Linked DNA regions of Homo sapiens: region 2 is linked to region 1. Evidence: read pairs that join two places in POLR2A ChIA-PET (ENCODE). Cell type or tissue: B cell. All regions are shown on one strand. Links, peaks and the distances in the headings refer to the core of each region. The heading gives the core; the rest is flanking DNA. Region 1 overlaps GLRX5 (glutaredoxin 5). Region 2 overlaps LOC107984703 (a long non-coding RNA gene).

What was found. Peaks named below come from ENCODE experiments on the same cell type or tissue, not always from the same donor. Only the 100,000 strongest peaks of a DNase experiment are listed, where the experiment ranks them.
Region 2: POLR2A ChIA-PET joins it to region 1 with 5 read pairs; 2 of 35 experiments call an interaction of 5 or more read pairs at or near these places.

What each region holds. Positions count from the first base shown.
Region 1 is chr14:95,542,214-95,547,595 of GRCh38, forward strand. GLRX5 (glutaredoxin 5) reads left to right here. Exons shown (of 2, transcript NM_016417.3): 2 at 1,734-2,501. The coding sequence ends at 1,912. Among named protein-coding and RNA genes, the nearest start is that of GLRX5, 9.9 kb to the left of the region's middle. RefSeq lists a cis regulatory region at 3,606-3,896. In B cell, for the core only: no CTCF peak of the experiment used is centred there; no DNase peak of the experiment used is centred there.
Region 2 is chr14:95,727,436-95,732,817 of GRCh38, forward strand. All of the region lies in intron 2 of LOC107984703 (a long non-coding RNA gene), which reads left to right. Among named protein-coding and RNA genes, the nearest start is that of TCL1A, 16 kb to the left of the region's middle. RefSeq lists enhancers at 2,245-2,394, 2,455-2,534. In B cell, for the core only: no CTCF peak of the experiment used is centred there; a DNase peak (open chromatin) is centred at 2,136; H3K4me3 peaks cover 319 bases; H3K27ac peaks cover 2,121 bases.

The DNA.
Region 1 (5,382 bases), core at 1-5,000:
ACCATGATGAACAACTTGAATTCATCAGGGTATTCTACTATGTCTAGATATTTGGCATTATAAAGACATTTTGATGATTAATGGAATTTACCCTTTATTGGCAGCTGCCAAAGAGCTAGCTGTTGTTTCTTTACTAGCACCCAGAGTGGCTGAGAGGTGTCCTTTTGGAGGCCTAGAGCAATGTAACCCTTTCTTAATATGTGAAGTCTGGAGAAGGAAGATAAAGCCCTTGGTTCAGGGGCTTTCTTTAGGGCTGTCATTTAGAGCAAAGTCAGTTTTTTTAATAAGGCAATAACTTTTAAGAAAAAAATAAATAGTATATTGGGACTTGTGATATAACTGAAATCAGTAATTTTATTTGGAAAATGTTTGATAATAAATTATAGGGTATCAAGAGCAAGTTTTTGTATTTTTAGTTTGTTTACATAAAAATCGATTTGTGTAAACTGTACTGGACTTGAACAATCTGTTGACTTTTCCGTTTTGTTTATCCATATGCTCATTTTGGCCATTTAAAAATATCTATCTATGTAAATATAAAAGTGTCACATAAGTGTTAGTTATTATATGCCATGCTTTGACCATCTTCGTTTTTAACATGACCAATACAGGCTTTTTAATGGCCGACTATGTTTTTGAAAGCACAGTCATCTCAACATACAAGTAGAAAAGGAAGTAGACTGATGAAGAGGAATGTTAAGAGTAATCTTTTATGTCTTAAGATTGAAGCCACATTTCTTTCTTACCATTTTGTTACAGTCATCATCCTTGTGGCTCAGAATTGAACAGAGTAGTTGCACAGCTGCGCTGTCACAGAGTGTCCCTCATCTCATGTGTGTCCTCAGAGCCATTTGCACACAGGACTGATCACATGCATGCTGGTTGGTTTCTTGGCTGCTGTGAGCGCTTAAGAGCAGAGCGGGTCTCACTCCCCCACCCCTCAGCCCTGGACAGGGACCTTGCTGAGCTCTGGGCCTTCATTAGACTCACCAGTCACTTCGGGTTCTGCACAGAGCCTCATCATCCACTCCACAGAGAGCCCATCACAGTGGCTGGATAGATGGGAACTGACAACCCATAGCTGTGGGACAGGGATTTTTCCCTGGGTAAAAGTAATTGTTAAAAATTAAAAAAAAAAAAAACTCAACAACTCATCATCTCGAGGAGAAGTGACTGACGGCCTGCACCAACTTAGACAGTCACAGTCATGAAAAGTGCACAGGTGGGATTGCCCGAGTTGGCCATGAATTACCGTGATGGATCCATTTGGAAATGAAGTTGGTTGTGACATTTCTTCAAGTTTTGTTTCGCTTGAAGCTTGACTGGTAGATGGAGAATTTTGGCCTTATGTATCTTATGTGACTTGCATTACCCAGTCCAGTCCTCTGCCATTAATCTAAGGTCCGCAATGTATCAGGTATTTTACTGAGAATCTTGCTTACCTAATTCTCACAAAAAAAAAAACCTTGGGAGATGAGGGTGGAAACAGGATGAGAGGTCAGGTGACTTGTCTGAGGGCTGACGGTTTGTAATTGGAAGAGTCAGGGCCTAACCACTGGTCTCTTTGACACAAAAACTCATGCTCTTAGTGGCAAGCACAGTGTTCTCAAGATTGGGGGAAGCCAGGGAGGGACAGTGGGTTGTCTGCTACTAGTGGGTCAAAATTACATATTTAGTCATGAATGGTTCAGCTTTTACCATTTAAATAACAAATAAATGTTCTTTCTCCATAGGCATTAAAGACTATTCCAACTGGCCCACCATCCCGCAAGTGTACCTCAATGGCGAGTTTGTAGGGGGCTGTGACATTCTTCTGCAGATGCACCAGAATGGGGACTTGGTGGAAGAACTGAAAAAGCTGGGGATCCACTCCGCCCTTTTAGATGAAAAGAAAGACCAAGACTCCAAGTGAGGGCGGCCAAGTCCTCGCTGAGCAGAGAGGGAGCCGTTCATGTCAGAGACTCACTGCCAGAAAAGCCTTACCCATTTTGGTTTTCACTATTGAGACCGCAACTGCTTGCACTGATCATTTTGGTTCGTGAGCAGTTGGTGATTTTAGTTGGTCTGGTGTTCGGGCTAAGAATATTTTATTGTGGACTTAATTACAACCACTGCACTGTAATGATTCAATGCTGTATTATGATATTGCTGTAAACAAAATTCATTCTTATATTGTCACTTATTCTTTGCCTGATTCAGAAGTTAAATAGGAGCTTTGGAATCATTATTCATGACCCCTCTGCAAATGTGTCAGTCTCCAAAGAGAGTATCTCCCCCCAAATTTTGTGTAGCTTCTTTTGTTATGGAAAATGGTGAACAAAAAAAGAAACTGTGATAACTGGGGCGTTGTTTTTTAAAATAAACTCCAGCACAGGGATGCTGTGCATGCCTGAGTTGATTCCGAAGTGCATATGTCTGTAAGGATTTGGAGTGCCTGCAGTGTTTTATGTGTGGGAAGTAAGGGTGAGTCTCATATTCTTCTATTAAATTTGCCACAAGAATTGCCGTCGAGCCCTGGTCTACTTTCTGGGGGAAGCAGCTGTTTGGATGGTGAGTCAACTGTGCAGCTGGAGGCGTGGGTGGGCTGGAGGGAGCAGAGGTGGGTGAGGCCGGAGGAGGCGGCCCCACCTGCCTATCTCTGGAGCCCTGTGCTTGGCACACTGCTACAGTTAGATAGGGAGACATCGTCAACAGTCCACCGAGCTAGGGGATTTAATGAGTATTTTACTTCTTAAAAAGTGGGGACTTTCTAAAAGAGGACATAATTTGGAATTGTGGCAGAGATTCTCCCAGTGTCTGGTGTCTTTATAAGACCTTTCCATGAGTTCTGCATCCCGAGACTGGGGCCTGGTAGAGCCTGGGGCTGTGCAGAGGCCCATGGGAAGGAAGCCCGCCTGGTGTGGCATGGAGGCTTTGTTCATCTCCAGGGACTTAAAGAGAGCGCTTGTCTAGAAACATATCTTTACGGTGGCAGAGGTGGGAAGAAGGATGCATTTTCTCATAATAAGGGCAAAAAGGACAGAACGGCTCTTTTCCCCAGAGCTATTCTAGAGGCTTGTTCTTCGTTGCTTATTTAATCTCCTTGAGTTCCTCTCGAGAATACTCTAAAAACAGACTTCCTCCATGAGGTCAGGCTAGAACTGATGGAGTTGCCCCTGCTCCCCTTCCCCAGAGGTTTTGGAAGGGGAAGGAAAGCTGTAGCCCCACGCCCCCACCCTGGGGACTGCCCCATCAGATTAGAGCACTGCTCCTCAGCAGTCACCCACCTCACCGTGTTAGAGAAAAGAAAAATAGATTATTCTCAGAAAAAGGTTATTACATTAATTGTCTGCTACATCCCATGATACCTTTATGTCTTCTGTAAGCTAAGGGACCTTAGGATCTAAGAGGAGGTTAAAACACATCCATTTGAGCCATTTGGTTTAGAAATGAGGGAAGCAGGAGCACTAGAAGGATCTACCTTGCCCTGTAGACAGAGTCACCATGAATAAGTCACTTCATACTGCCTCTGGATGGATACAGGCCGTGGACCAGAGGCCGGGTCTGCAAAATTGTCCCTTGCCATCACATCTAGTGAGGAGTGTGATACGTTTTCACAATTTTGCTTCTTTTGGCTTTTCCTTGAATCTGCCTGTGTGCCCTTAGGTTTCATCTGAAAAGCGAAATGATGAGAAACTTATTGATGGGAAGCATCAATGTAAGAAACCTCTCTAGAATATGATTGGAGCTAGGAAAAGGCTGCCAAGTGAATAATTTGACTCATGCTTATGAGTCATAGTGAGATCATATCAAAGTCACTAGGGAACTTATAAGTTGAAGGAATCACTGGGCTCTACGAGGAATGTAAGTCTTCTTTCTCAGAGTTAATTAATAATTTTTTTCTATATGCCTAACAAATCTCTACCAAGTAGAAAATTGAAGATGCTATCTAGTGTAAGTCTGAATAATTTTGATGGTCTGCATAATTAGAATTCACTGTGAGAATTAGAGCAGAGACACAGAGGTTCCTTGTGCAAACAGCAGTATCACGCACCTATTTAAAATGCAAGGACTGCTTCTCGGGTTTAAATGCACCTATTTAAAATACATTAGGCCTGTATTAGTGTGATTATATTGGATATTTGTCATAGCTTCAGGGTCTGTGTGATTAGACCCTTAGAAATCAAGTTATTTTAGAAGATTAAACATTTTATGATTTCAGGTAGTTTTTATTTTTTTCATGGATTGGTAGTTACATAAATGGCATTCTGCTTCATTAAGCTATGAGTTTTAGAGATATCTTAGGACAGAAGATAACTTTTAAGTTGGGTTTCGTTTTGTTGGCAGTGTTTAATTCACTTGTGTAGAATCTGGGAACCGAAGCTTTCCTTTAACTTTTCAAGCCATAGCAGCCAGCTTAAGAGAGAATTCTTGTTACATTTGTTAGGTTTACTTAGATATTTTGACATAAATTATATTTTGAGAAATCAGGTCCCTTGTTTGTGACAGGAGGGACTGTGCTAAGGGTAGAGGAATGACTTGTGTCGGCAAGGTTTCATTGGTGCAGATTGATTGATTGATTGATTGATTGATTGATTGAAAAAGGGTCTTGCTCTGTTGCCCATGCTGGCGTGCAGTGGCCTGATTATGGCTCACTGCAGCCTTGACCTCCTGGGCTTAAGCAATCCTTCCCACTCAGCCTCCTGAATAGCTGAGACTTCAGATGTGCACCACAACACCTGGCTAATTTTTTTATTTTTTAGAGACAGGGTCTCTGTGTTGCCCAAGCTGGTCTTGAACTCCTGGCTCAAGCGATCCTCCCACTCTGGCCTCCCAAAGTGTTAAGATTACAGGCATGAGCCACTGCGCCCAGCAGAAACAAATTTAAATGTGAGGTGAGAAAGCTTTCATGTGGGTTCCTGAGAGCCACCGACAGGAAAAGATATATATTAGGGGATGGCCACACAAAACACTGATTGTTTTAAAAATTTAACATTCCACTTAAGAATTGTTTAGTAAATCTAAAAAGCAGCTTTAAATTGTGCCTAAGAACCATATAATAGCTACTATGAAGCAGAGCAGAGGAATGGTGAAGAGAAAAGCCATTTTAAGGTCCAGGGGCTTACAGAGACGCATGGGGTGACCAGGTGGACTCTTGTAAAGCCACATTCCTGTCTTATTTCCTGAGAGTAGCATCACTTTAGGTCTGAAAGCTATGTGGGCATTTTGCGTGAGGGGAGCATTGTTTTCTTGGCGGTTGCCCTGGGAGCCCAGTGCAGGTGAGCTGAGGGCAGAGTCTCCCTTAGGGCAGAGATGCCACTGAAGGTGCACCTCACCTCAAAGATCCCTATCCTGGATTCAGTCAGAATAGCCATGTTATTCTCCTCCTTGTGAACCTCCCGG
Region 2 (5,382 bases), core at 127-5,126, 190 kb after region 1:
AGGCTTGCTGTGGCCTGGGTCCACAGGCCTGAGGATGGGAGGAAGCTGAGATCAGGCCAGGGTGTCTCCAGGTGGGTGAGGCCACAGCGTGGTGCACTGAACAGGTGAATAAATATAGCCCTGCATAAATTACTCAGCAACGAAGTGGAGCTGGGGAAGATTAACCAGGATTACACTGTATTTATAAACATGGGTTTTAAGCTCATTGTTATTAAGAAATATAACTGAGAGGGTATCATGGAAGATTCACTAACTTTGGCAAAGTGGAACAAAAATAGTAACAGTATTTATTTTTTTTGTATCACTAATAAATGAGAGTATTACATATAAGTCAGAGATTGCAGCTTGAAGTTCAAAGCTAGGCATCAGAGTCCTGTAATTGTATGCAAAATTTTCTTTATATGTAAATACATGACTTCTTTTTCTAGGGAGAGGGTCTAAGACTCTAAAAGTTAAGAACTACTGATCGTGTGGTTTATATTCATGATAACTGAAGTTTTTCTCCATTTATGACAACTTAAAAATATCATTGGCAGTAGGGGGTGGGGCAGAGAATTCTCCCTCTAGAGGACAACATCACATCTATCCTTGAGTTCATAAAGGTAGTAGACTAAATATAAATAAATCTTCTTTTCTGGGCTCTATCATGTCAAGTTATCGCACCATGTAATGATTTGGAAATGTTCACAAGGAGCCTGAATGCATCCCCTGATCAGGCTGCTCACCCCTTAAGAGTTAAAGTCCGTGCTCCCCCGACTCCTGTATTTCTTAGCTCCATTTGCCTTGCAAGGTGCTCATCTACTTTCTCTTCTCTTCCTGTTAGCATCACTTTCTGATAGTGTCTGTGCATCTTCATTCTCCTAATCTGTTGTCTAATTTTACATGATCTTATCTGAGTGAGAGGCTAGGGATGGCAAAGCCTGGACAACACCCATTTTTCCTAAAGCTTAGTGACCTCACTAAAATCTTTTTCATTTCCTAGTTTCTGTTTGAGCCAAAAAGCTGACCACTGGATTAGTCTGGGCATTGCTATATTGTGTTAAAATTGAGCAGAACAGTTGTGGCAATAACCTCTGGAGATTAGAATATATTGCTTGAAAATCAAGCCAAAGAGTTGCTGTTTTTTTTCCTCATTTTAATTTCCAACCCTCTATTGCCTGCTTTATCTCTTCTCAGGCTTCTGAGTGCCGCTGGAGAAGGTCATAGCATCTTTCTGATCTTATACATTCATCATGTCTAATCCCAGCTCAGCCCACTCAGCAGTCTTGATGATTTATTTCATTACTCACATTGAAGATTTCAGACTTATGCTTTTCTAACTCCCTGTTGGAATGTAAGCTCTATAAGGGCAAAGCTTTTGTTTTGTTTCATTGAATCCTACACAGCCAGGAGAGAGCCTGTCACACAGGAGATGCTTAAGAAATACTTGAATGAATGAATTGCTGTCCAGAAAGAAACCTTATATTGGGAAATGGCAGAAGCTCATTGGGCCACCCAGAGTGGGGCGGAGGGTAGCACAAGGAGCCACTAAACTCTACCTTAAATTCTTCCCTAATAACATTGGTGAATTGGATTTCCTGAGATTAAGAACTTCTTTTCATTAAAGAAAGTAAAATTCCACAGAGGAGGAGAAAATATTTGCAACGTACAGAACTGACAAAGTGCTCAGATCCAGAATATGTAAAAAAAAACTCTAACAAAGTAGCAGAAGACTCACTTCCCAGATTCCCCACCTCCTCATATTGTTATATTGGTGATTAGGTTTTAACAATATGAATTTTGAGAAGACAAGCAGTCAGACCATAACACCTATTAAAAGATGCCGCATTCCCCTTGCTGAGATAGTAGAATGGTAATCAATAAATACTGAGGGAACTCAGAGACTCGCACCGGCAGGAGAACAGGGTGATAGTGGGGAGAAGGCCAGCAAGAAAACGTGAGCAAAGGAATCTGTGTCACAAATAAGTTCAAGGGAAGGTACTATGCCTGGATGTGCACATAGGCCAGATTTATGCTTCTTTCCACCCAAACATCTCAGTGTAGCAAAGAGTAACAGAGCATCATTGCCGCCAGCATACCCCACCTCCAGCCACAGGGTGGTTTTCTCCTCTCAGAATAGAAAGAATGTACGATCAGGTTTTACACTGAGTCATTCCATTCCCAGGGGCATGCAGGATATGGAGGCCTTCCTCTTACCTCAACTGCAAGAGGCCTTCCTCTTTTACTAATCCTCCTCAGCACAGACCCTTTACAGGTGTCGGGCTGGGGGATGGTCAGGTCTTTCCCTTCCCACGAGGCCATATCTCAGGCTGTCTCAGTTGGGAGAAACCTTGGACAGTACCCGGCTTTCCTGGGCAGAGGTCCCTGCAGCTTTCCGCTGTGCATTGTGCCCCTGGTTAGTCGAGACTGGAGAATGGCGATGACTTTTACCAAGCATACTACTTGTAAACATATTGTTAACAAGGCACATCCTGCACAGCCCTAGATCCCTTAAACCTTGATTCCATATAACACATGTTTCTGTGAGCACAGGGCTGGGGCTAAAGTTACAGATTAACAGCATCTCAAGGCAAGACAATTGTTCAGGGTACAGATAAAAATGGAATTTCTTATGTCTTCCTTTTCTACATAGACACAATAACAGTGTGATCTCTCTTTACCCTACAGTCTGTAAGAGAAAGTGCTTCTCACCAAAATCAGCCAGGAGCCCCTTTCAGGTTTTATCTAAAGAAAACCTGTCTTTAACCGCCAGCCACATTTCCTGTTTCTTTCTTCTTTCTTTAACTCTTACACTTTCTTCTTTCGCTTATTAAACTTTTGCTCCAACCTCACCCTTGGTGTTCTCGCTCCTTGCTTTTCTTGGTTGTGAAACAAAGAACTTGGAGTCATGCCTTGGGCAATGAGATTGCTTCACCTGGATGGATGTGATGACTCGGTATTGTAAAGATGTCAGTTTTCCCCCAAAGTGGTCGACAAATTCAGTGTGATTTCAATCACAATAAAAACTTGACATATTCTAAATTTTTATGGAAGAATAGAGTTCTTCTAGCAGCAAAGTTAGAGCAAAGAGGGTGTTCCTTATGCATTTAAAAATATTCTAATAGCTATAATGATAAAATGAGGCATGATTTTTCCAACAACAGACAAATAAATCAAACGAATAGAGGAGTGAACCCAGTATTTATGAAGATTACATGTAAGATCAAGGTATCATCTAATGAGGAAAGCATGAGCCTTTTAATAAATAGTATTTTGGAAACTGCCTTACTATATGGAGAAAGCTAGGTTCCTATCCTTCACAGTGTTTTAAAAACAAAACAAAACCCCAAAACAAAAACTCTAAATGGATTAAAGAGGCACACATGAGAGGCAAAACAATATATATGTTTGTGACTCAGGAGTGCAGAAGAATCTCCTTAACAAACCCTCAAATTAGAAAGCATACAGGACACTGGGCACGGTGGCTCATGCCTGTAATCCCAGCACTTTGGGAGGCTGATGCGGGCAGATCACCTGAGGTCAGGAGTTTGAGACCAGCTTGCTCAACATGGCGAAATCCCGTCTCTACTAAAAATACAAAAAAAAAAAAAAAAAAAAAAAAATTGCCGGGCATGGTGGCGGGTGCCTGTAATCCCAGCTACTTGAGAGGCTGAGGCAGGAGAATCACTTGAACCCGGGAGGCGGAGGTTGCAGTGAGCCGAGATGGTGCCACTGCACTCCTGCCTGGGGGACAAGTGTGAAACTCCATCTCAAAAAAAAAAAAAAAAAAAGAAAGATACAAGAAAAAAAAAGAAAGCATACAGGAAAAAAAAAATGGGAAGAAAACGATCAGCAAAAATGACAGGCAGGTACCAGGACAGGGAAATGTATTTGCAGTATCTAAAACCTATGAGGAATTAACATCTAGAGCATTCCAAGAGCTTTTTTATATCAGCAATATAAAGACAAAAAGTCTAAAGGAAATCGCAAAGTCTATACAGAAAATTCAGATGGAGAAACCCCATTGCTTGAAAAGAGGTGTTTAATCATAACACTAGTCAAAGAAATGCAAATTAAAGCAACATAATACCAAATCACACCCATCACATTGAAAAACAATAGGAAGTCATCTAATACTGAATTCTGGGGAGTCTGCAAAGAAGAAAAACCTGCAGGCATAGGTGGTAGGAGGGTAACGGATACAGCCTTTCTGGAGATCCATCTGGCAGGATTCTGAGATTAAGTATGTGTACCTCCTTTGACCCAGCAATCCCACTCAAAGATGTAATCCCCCAGAGTAATAGTTGCTATAAGGGTGTTCAATTTAGTATAATTTAGCCCCAATATCTAGATTATTGCCTGAAGGATAAAAGCACTCAACAGATGTTTGTGAATCAGGAAATGAATGAATGTCACAAAGAGAGCAGAAAGTAAGCAATCTGCACCTGTAGGCATGGATAAGTAAAATGTGGTATATCCCTATGAGGGAAGAGGATACTACAGTAGTTACAAGGAGCAAACTGTATTTATGTGGAGCCACCTGGATAGACTGCAAAAGCACCTGTCAAAGGAAGCAAGTGAAAAACGGAATCAGATTTGTTGAAAAAATCCCATTCATGTAATTTTTAAAACCACACCCCTCAAATTATTTTTTAAAAAGTTATACATCCAAACAAATATTAGAAGGGAAATTGGGAGGACGCATAAGCACTAGATTGGATGCTCCATAACATCGACAGAATAATGGAGAGAAATAATGAGATACCAAAGGGGCATCTTGCCTGAAACTGTTACCAGAAAGGGGTCCCAATCTGGACCCCAAGAGAGGGTTCTTGGATCTCACGCAAGAAAGAATTCAGGGTGAGTCCATACTGTAAGGTGAAAACAACTTTATTAAGAAAGTAAAAGAATAAAAGATGGCTATTCCATAGGCAGAGCAGCAGCTTGGGCTGCTGGACTAAGGATATATATTTCTTGATTATATGCTAAACAAGGGGTGGGCAATTCTTGGAAATGAGTGTTCCTCCCCCTTTTAGACCATATAGGGTGACTTCCTGATGTTGCCATGCCATTTGCAAACTGTCATGGCACTGGTGGGAGTGTCTTTTAGCATGCTAATACATTATAATTAGTACATAATGAACAAATAAGACAATCAAAGGTCACTTTCATCACCATCTTGGTTTTGGTGGGTTGGGGCTGGCTTCTTTATCACAACCTGTTTTATCAGCCAGGTCTTTATGACCTATATCTTATGCCAACCTCCTATCTCATCCTGTGACTAAGAATGCATAACCTCCTGAGAATGCAGCCCAGTAGGTCTCAGCCTTATTTTACCCAGCCCCTATTCAAGATGGAGTCTCTCTTGTTCAAATGCCTCTGACAAAAATGTGCTAATGTTCC